2 separate regions of the Homo sapiens genome follow, and region 1 is linked to region 2. A link is an interaction called in ENCODE POLR2A ChIA-PET data of the cell type or tissue named here. Cell type or tissue: MCF 10A. All regions are shown on one strand. Links, peaks and the distances in the headings refer to the core of each region. The heading gives the core; the rest is flanking DNA. Region 1 overlaps SHCBP1L (SHC binding and spindle associated 1 like). Region 2 has its middle 19 kb from the start of LAMC1-AS1.

What was found. Peaks named below come from ENCODE experiments on the same cell type or tissue, not always from the same donor. Only the 100,000 strongest peaks of a DNase experiment are listed, where the experiment ranks them.
Region 1: POLR2A ChIA-PET joins it to region 2 with 5 read pairs; 2 of 35 experiments call an interaction of 5 or more read pairs at or near these places.

What each region holds. Positions count from the first base shown.
Region 1 is chr1:182,942,290-182,946,681 of GRCh38, forward strand. All of the region lies in intron 2 of SHCBP1L (SHC binding and spindle associated 1 like), which reads right to left. It also overlaps the pseudogene HMGN1P4 and the pseudogene RNA5SP71. Among named protein-coding and RNA genes, the nearest start is that of SHCBP1L, 8.7 kb to the right of the region's middle. In MCF 10A, for the core only: no CTCF peak of the experiment used is centred there; no DNase peak of the experiment used is centred there.
Region 2 is chr1:183,158,146-183,162,537 of GRCh38, forward strand. No RefSeq gene overlaps it. Among named protein-coding and RNA genes, the nearest start is that of LAMC1-AS1, 19 kb to the left of the region's middle. RefSeq lists an enhancer at 969-1,470. In MCF 10A, for the core only: no CTCF peak of the experiment used is centred there; a DNase peak (open chromatin) is centred at 2,026.

The DNA of each region.
Region 1 (4,392 bases), core at 290-4,289, 220 kb before region 2:
TTTTTCGGCTTCGCTTCCACTGTTGCAGGAGGCTTAGCTGACAACCGCCCCGATCTCCTGTTGGGCTCTTCCTTGGCGGCCCCTTCGGCGGAGCTGACCTTCCTCTTGGGTATCCTGGCGGCAGGCAGGGCGCGTGCCGGGTGCCTGCGGGCCGTGGCGCGCCGAGAGCCTCCGCGAAACTGGGCTGCCTGGCCGCTGCCACTCCTCCCGCCGCCCGAGCTACTGAGACCCACCAAGAGTAAAATTCTTAAGTTGATTTAGCTTCATGAACAACATGCTATATTGTTTATTCATCTTATTTCACCATAGTATAGTGATACTTCCCTGCACTTGTCTGAAAATCAGTGCTTCAGAACCAAAGTTGATAGTTTTTTAAAAATTTAATAAATTACACATTAATACAAATTTTAAAATGTTGGCACAAAATTAGTATTAACACAAACACTTCCAAAATCTGTTCTAAAAATTTTCAAGTACAGCCAATGAAATTCTTTATTTTTCGGTAGAGTTATGTCACAAAAAATATTTTAAATATCAGTAAGTGTTATATCATCAGCACATAAAACAATAATCACTTAAATACAGGAAATATCTTCAAATCACTAACCAAACTTTGAAATACAAAGTTTATAACTAATTTAATATAAATTATGTTCTTCAAAGCAGTTATGGGACAGAAGAAAACTTAGAAAATAGAATAACAACTTAAAACTGGGTGTTTGAAGATAATAAATGATCTGCAATCCATATTTGTGACAGGACAAAAATATATTTCCAAAGAGTCATTACGAAATATGATACTGAGCTTTATATTTTAATATTTTAGTTCTCTCTCTTTTTTTTAAGAAACAGGGTTTCACTCTGTTGCCCAGGCTAAAGTGCAGTGGCACGATCATAGCTCACTGCAGCCTCGAACTCCTGGGCTCAAACAATCCTCCCTGCTCAGCCTCCCAATTAGCTAGGACTACCTGTGCCACCATTCTTGATTTTTTTTTTTTTTTTTTTTTTTTTTGGTACAGACAGGGTCTCACTATGTTGCCTAGGCTGGTCTTGAACTCCTGGCCTCCAGTGATCCTGCTGCCTCAGCCTCTCAAAGCGCTGGGATTACAGGAATGAGCCACCATGCCTGGCCTAGTTTTTTTTGTTTGTTTGTGTTTGTTTTTGTTTTTTTTTTTGAGACAGGGTCTCACTCTGTTGCCCCAGCTGGAGTGCAGCGGTGCAATCTCAGCTCACTGCAACCTCTGCCTCCCAGGTTCAAGCGATTCTCCAGCCTCAGCCTCCCAAGTAGCTGGGATTACAGGCATGCACCACCACAGCCTGGCTAATTATTGTATTTTTAGTAGAGATAGGGTTTCACCATATTGGCCAGGCTGGTCTCAAACTCTCGACCTCAGATGATCCACCCGCCTCAGCCTCCCAAAGTACTGGGATTACAGGCGTGAGCCACTGCACCTGGCCTGGCCTAGTTTTGATTTTTTTCAGTATTATACATGCATATAGTTTAGAATCAAATAGCTGTACCAGGTTTGTTATGAAAAATAGAGTTCAGGCTGGGTGCGGTGGCTCACGCCTGTAATCCCAGCACTTGGGGAAGCCGAGGCGGGTGGATCACCTGATGTCAGGAGTTCAAGACAAGCCTGGCCAACGTGGTGAAACCCCATCTCTACTAAAAAATACAAAAATTAGCCTGGAGTGGTGGTGCGTGCCTGTAATGCCAGCTACTCAGGAGGCTGAGGCAGGAGAATAGCTTGAACCTGGGAGGTGGAGGTTGCAGTGAGCCGAGATCGCGCCACTGCACTCCAGCCTGGGCAACAGAGCAAGACTACTTCTCAAAATAAATAAATAAATAAATAAATAAATAAATAAAAGAGGCCGGGAGGCCGAGGCAGGCAGATCACCTGAGGTCAGGAGTTTGAGACCAGCCTGGCCAACGTGCTGAAACCCTGTCTCTACTAAAAATACAAAATTAGCCAGGCATGGTGGCGTGCACCTATAGTCCCAGCTACGTGGAAGGCTAGGGCAGGAGAATCGCTGGAACCCAGGAGGCAGAGGTTGCAGTGAGCCGAGATCATGCTACTGCACTCCAGCCTGAGTGACAGAGCGAGACTCCATCTCCCATCCAAGCACTAACCAGGCCCGACCCTGCTTAGCTTCCGAGATCAGACAAGATGGGGCGTGTTCAGAGTGGTATGGCCGTAGATGATACTCAGTCTCAAAAAAAAAAAAAAGAAAGAAAAATAGAATTCCTTGATGGTCTTCTATCACCCTCTAATTCTTGCTCCTCAGAGGCAACCATTTTTAACTCTTTTAGCTGATTATTTTTTGACATTTATATCTTTATCTTTAAATAATATGCTTATATTGCTACTTAAAGTTTTGTTTCCAGTTTTGGCATTGGATATTGACTTCCAACTCTGAAAGATAAGAATTTAGTTATCTCTTTCATTTTGCCTCATTTCCTTAATATACAACCACTCTTTCCTGGCCTTTCATTCACCAATATGGTTATATCTTAAGTATTCAGCATTTATCTTAATATGTTTGAAAAATGTGATTCACAGGTGAGCCATATGGTGTGAGCTGATTTTTCATTCCTGCAAAAAACGTTTTCCCAGCAGTCAATAATTGTATTGCTTTTCATTTGCTCATTTTCTTTTTTCTTTCTTTCTTTTTTTTTTTTTTTTTTTTTGAGACGGAGCCTTTCTTTGTCACCCAGGCTAGAGTGCAGTGGTGTGATCTCGGGCTCACTGCAACTCCTCTGCCTCCCGGGTTCAAGCAATTCTCCTGCCTCAGCCTCCCACGTATCTGGGACTACAGGCGTGCGCCACCACATCCGGCTATTTTTTGTATTTTTAGTAGAGATGGGGTTTCACCATGTTAGCCAGGCTGGTCTTGAACTCCTGACCTCAGGCAATCCGTCCGTCTTGGCCTCCCAAAGTGCTGGTATTACAGGCGTGAGCCACTGCGCCCAGCCATTTGCTCATTTTCTACGTGGCTTTCATTAATTTAGCCCCAAATTCCTTAAGTTGTAAAAATCTCCTTTCAATATGTTCAAAGCCAATAGATTGTGTTTGAAATAAAATACTGGTTTCATTTTATTTAAAGCACTCTTCCAGAGTTCTCTGACCAGTTCTATTCTGAAGTGGTTCTCTAGGCCTGCTATGTACATAGCTGTTATCACTTTGCCATCATCCCAGGAATTCCCTTTGTTTTTCTCTTAGGTTGTGGCTTCTCTACATTTTGAATCTGATGTCTTCGTATTTCTTGATTTACTCCCTTGACTGTAGATGACATCCATTAACTTCCTAAGAAAGGGTGCATTGGACATAACTTTTGAGACCTCACATATTTGAAAATGTATTTTTTCTACACTTGACTTATAGTGTGCCTAGGTATAAAATTATACAGTGGGATATCACTTTCCCTAAAATTTTTGAAAATACATTTTCATAGCTTTTTAAAACTAAGAATTACTTTTGAAAAGTCTGGATTGGGTGTGGTGGCTTACATCTGTAATCCCAGCACTTTGGGAGGCCGAGGTGGGAGGATGTCTTGAGGCCGGGAGTTCCAGACCAGCCTGGTAAACATAGTGAAACCCCATCTCTACTAAAAATACAAAAATTAGCTGGGTATGGTGGCGCATGCCTGCAGTCTCAGCTACTCGGGAGGCTGAGGCATGAGAATTGCTTGAGCCTGGGAAGTGGAGGTTGCAGTGAGCCAAGACTGCACCACTGCACTCCAGCCTGGGCAACAGAGCAAGACTCCGTCTTAAAAAAAAAAAAAAAAAAGGAAAGGTCTGATGTCTGATGCCATTCTACCTCTTGATTCTTTATATAAACCTATCTTTTTCCTCTCTGGAATCTTATTGGACCTTCTCTTTGGTCCCAGTATTCCCAAATTTCATTATGTGTTGGACACTAAGTGGGCCCTTTCAGTCTAGAAATTTATGACCTTTGGTTCTGAGAAACCTTTACAATTTGACAATTTGCTTTCTTCTGTTCTTGCCACCAACCTCTTCCCCCATCTCTCTTCTCTCTTCCTTTCTTCTCCTCCTCATCTCCTCTTCACTGGTTGATCCACCCAGGCTCTTTCTGTGGTAAATCAGTATCATTAAGTCTTTTTTTTTTTTTAGCATATGATCATACAAAAATATTTCAAATCTCATTCCTGGAGTGATATGCCTTAGCTGCCTGTGTTCTAGAAGCAGAGTTGGAAGGTAGAAGATAGAGGATCCCAACATTCAGTACCAGCAAATTTTCATGTAATTCCCTTCTTCCCAATGGGAGTACTCCCACCCTTAACCATGCTCCTCAATTTGGCTTCTTAAATTTGTAGGTTTATATCTTTTGCCAAATTTGGTAAATTTTCTGCCATTCTTTGAATATTTTTTAG
Region 2 (4,392 bases), core at 318-4,317:
AGGAGTTTGAGACCAGCCTGGCCAACATGGTGAAACCCCATCTCTACTAAAAATACAAAAAATTGGCCAGGCGTGGTGGCGGGCGCCTGTAGTCCCAGCTACTCGGGAGGTTGAGGCAGAAGAATCACTTGAGCCTGGGAGGTGGAGGTTGCAGTGAGCAGAGATTGTGCCACTGCACTCCAGCCTGGGCGGTAGAGTGAGACTCGGTCTCAAAAAACAAACAAACAAACAAAAAACCACACACACACAAAAACCAATGACAACATAGCAAGTTTTTGGTTATTTCAAGCTCTCGTTGCTTATTTGAGGCTTTAAAGTGCCTAGTCATTAATCAGGGCCCAGAGTATAAAGATCTTACCATGTTGACATCAAAAGCATACCAATGGTAGTCTACTGGTGTCTTACTAAATTCTAAGGAAGGTCTGTCAAAAACTATTGAGGGCTTTATTATGCTCTTGCACTGAGCTTTATGAGGGTTGAATAGGTAATAAGACCAAGTTTGTATTTGCACAGGATTGTGGACTGCAGAACATCTCCAAGAGTGGTGGTTCTCAAAGTGAAGCTCTGGGCCCAGCAACATCTGTCTTGCCCGGGAACCTCTTAGAAATGCATTGTCAAACCCCACCCTAGACCGACTGAATCAGACAGTAGGGGTGGAAGGATTCAGAACAGTCTGGGTTTAATAAGCCCCTCACCTAAGTGATTCATCACATCTAATATATCTAGTAACTAGTGTACTGGTTCTTAACAATTTTCCCCCTGGTGTTAGCTTTCACCATTTGTATATCCTATGTGTCTGCATGTTGAACTCAACCAGACATTATCTTTACTTTCAGCTGCCCTTGCTAGGAAACAGGTTGCAACCTCTTTGAATTAGGAAGAGAGAAGTTCAGAATGTGTCTGTGCTCATCACAGAGTTAGAAACAATGAATGTTAACTCTTCTCTGAGTTTCTTAAGAAACTGAGATACTCTAAGCATTGTATAAACATTGACTTGGTTAATTAATCAAGATGTTCCATCTATGGAAGACAAAAGCCTTCTGAAAAACTAGGTGGAGACTGATACGACTGATACTGATTTTTAAAAACTTAACATAAGTATTTTAGTTCCCCATCAGTTTCTCTACTTTTCACACGATTTTCTAAATGGCAATTTTTTTTTTTTTTTTTTTGAGATGGAGTCTCCCTCTGTCACCCAGGTTGGAGTGCAGTGGCCCGATCTCGGCTCACTGCAGCCTCTGCCTCCTGGGTTCCAGTGATTCTCCTGCTTCAGTCTCCCAGGCAGCCGGGATTACAGGCCTAAATGGCAATTTCTCTTCATAGATGTGAACAGGCTGAGAGATGGTGGAATGGGCTGGGCTTCCTGGGGTTCATCATTACTCTCTACTGCTAGGACTTGGCACGTTTGTTCTGCATGGTTCCATGAACATAAAATAAAAGCGAGCCAAGTCTTTTAATGTGGGAGATGCATTTGAAATCAGACAACCAGTAAATATACCAAAAGACATCAAAACAAGTTCAAGTAAACCTTAGGCCCTACTGAGTGGCAGCCACCGTTCATGGACAATTTAGGTGTGTGATCTCAGGTTAAATCTCTCAATCTTGCCTGTGTTTCCTGTAAATGGGAACAACACTACCTTATAAAGTACTTCACATAAATGGGTAAGTATATGAAACAATATACAAAATTTAGTATAGTCATGGCAAACAAAGTTTTTGTGGGGCCTGAAGCTTGTACAATTTGGGAGTCCTCTTTAAAAAAAAAAAAAGAATATAGGATTTCAAAAGCAAGCACAGGGCTGGGAAGGGGTCCCTGAGCCCTGCTCTCCTCGCACAGGAAATCCACCTTTGTGCAGTTACTCTGTTTATTTTAAGCCAGGGGAGAGCAGAGCAATTGCTTCCTTCATGTGGAGGTGTCCATCAGTGGCTCCGTCACTGGGCGTGTGCATGACTGTACTTCCCTCTGCCGCAGACACCTCAGCCACCGTCTAGCCAGGCAAACCTGTTTGGTGTGCTCACTGCATGATGAAGGCGGGTGTGGCTCCCAGTGGGAGTGTCCCGCCTCCAGAACATGGCCAGAGGCTACAGAATCAGACTTTTGCCAAAGGAAGAAAGAGCGCCTGAAGCATGTGTTCACCGGGCAACTATGAATGGCTTGACTGGGTGGAGCCTTCAGTATCTTTTTAGTTAAGCCTTTTAGTCTCAAAAATGGAAGAGGCAAAGCTCAATTCTTAAAGATCACTTCTTTTTTTTTTTTGAGGCGGAGTCTCGCTCGGTCGCCCAAGCTGGAGTGCAGTGGCACGATCTCGGCTCACTGCAAACTCCGCCTCCCGGGTTCACGCCTTTCTCCTGCCTCAGCCTCCCGAGTAGCTGGGACTACAGGCGCCCGCCACCGCGCCCAGCTAATTTTTTTGTGTGTTTTTAGTAGAGACGGGGTTTCACCGTGTTAGCCAGGATGCTCTCGATCTCCTGACCCCATGATCCGCCCATCTGGGCCTCCCAAAGTGCTGGGATTGCAGGCGTGAGCCACGGCGCCTGGCCAAGATCACTTCTTAAAAGAGAATTCCATCTGCCTCCACCCGCATCACATTGCATATCAGAAATGGTAGTTTTGGGGTTGCCCTCAGACCCGAGCCTGCTCCAAACAGAACACAAACTGAACAGCAAGAACATAGACCTCGACTTTTCAGCCAGGACTTGGTGCTAGCTTTATTTTTATGAAAACAAAACAAAACAGCAACAACAACCAAAACAATGCTATTTCATTGAGTTGAAAGATCTAAACTCTTTTTTTTTTTTTTTTTTTTTTTTGAGACTGAGTCTTGCTCTGTCGCTCAGGCTGGAGTGCAGTGGCGCAATCCCAGCCGACTGCAACCTCTGTCTCCCAGGTTCAAGTGATTCTCCTGCCTCAGCCTCCTGAGTAGCTGGGACTACAGGAACCCGCCACCATGCCTGGCTAATTTTTGTATTTTTAGTAGAGACGGGGTTTCACCGTGTTAGCCAGGATGGTCTCGATCTCCTGACCTCGTGATCGGCCCACCTTGGCCCCCCAAAATGCTGGGATTACCGGAGTGAGCCACCGCGCCCAGCCAGGGGAGAAAGTTCTATGAAGAAAAATAAAGCTGGGAAGGGAGAGAGAACATGTTTGGGGGTAGGGTGAGCTTACAAATTTATACAAGATGGTAGAGAAAGCCTCTTTAAGAAAATGGCATTTAATTGAAGACTGGACCCATGTAGATATCTAGAGAAAGCACATTCCAGGCAGAGGCACCAGCAAGGGAAAAGGTCCTGCAGTGGAAGTGGTCCCGTGGCTGGGGCTGTGTGAGAAGGAGGACAGTGAGACCCATGGGGTGGGAGGTGGGGCAGGACACATAGTATTGGCTCTTGAGGCCATTCCAAAGACTTTGGCTTTTACTCAGAATGAGATAGAATGCCACTGGATGCCTCTATAACAAGGAATGACATGACCTGAGTCACACTATAATAGGAGTTTCCTGGCAGTTGTGTTAAGGTAGACCAAAGTGGGACAAGGGCAAAAGTAGGGCGAGGAGATGGGATGCAATGACAATCATCCATGCAAAAGACAAGGGGGGGCTGGAATCAACGTGATTACAGTGGAGGTTGATGAGAAGTGATCCAATTCTGATTATGATCTGAAGGTAGAGTAAGACAGCAAGATTTTCTATGGAAGAAAAGAGTCAAGAATGACTTCAAGATTCTTGGACTGAACAAGGGTATGGAAGACTGAGGCAGAAGAGGTCTAGGGGGACAGAACATCAGGAGTTCAGCTCTGCATGTATTACATTGGTGATATTAATTACCCATCTAAATGGAGATTTCGATTATGCAGTTAGATATATGAGCATAGTGTTCAGGACAGCTGTGCAAGCAGGCTGAAGACATAAATTTGAAAGTCATCAGCATATATGCTTAAAGCTTTGAAACTAGGTGGGAAAATCAAAGGAGTGAGCGTAGACATAAAAGAGATTCAAGGCCTGAGCTTCTGGTGGCTTCTTCTACCTTAAGGGGCACTTCTATGTTAAGAGGTGGAGAGAAAAGGATTCAGCAAAGTAGACTGAGAAGGAGATGCCTCATGGAGAAAAGCCTTATGAGCACAATGTCCTGGAAACCAAGAAAAGAAAGTGTTTTAAGGAGAAAGAAATGATCAGTTATGTTAAATGATGCTGTCAGAGCCAAGAAGATTATGGCTGAGAATTGGCCATTGAGTTTACAACATGGAAGGCCCTGGAGACCTAGGTATAGGCAGTTTCATTGGAATAATGGAGGCAAAAACCTAATTGCCATGGAGAGGTTTCTTGAAACCTAATTGCAGCAGTTTCAAGAGAGACTAGGAGAACAGAAACTGGGGAGAGTCAGTATGGACAACTCTTT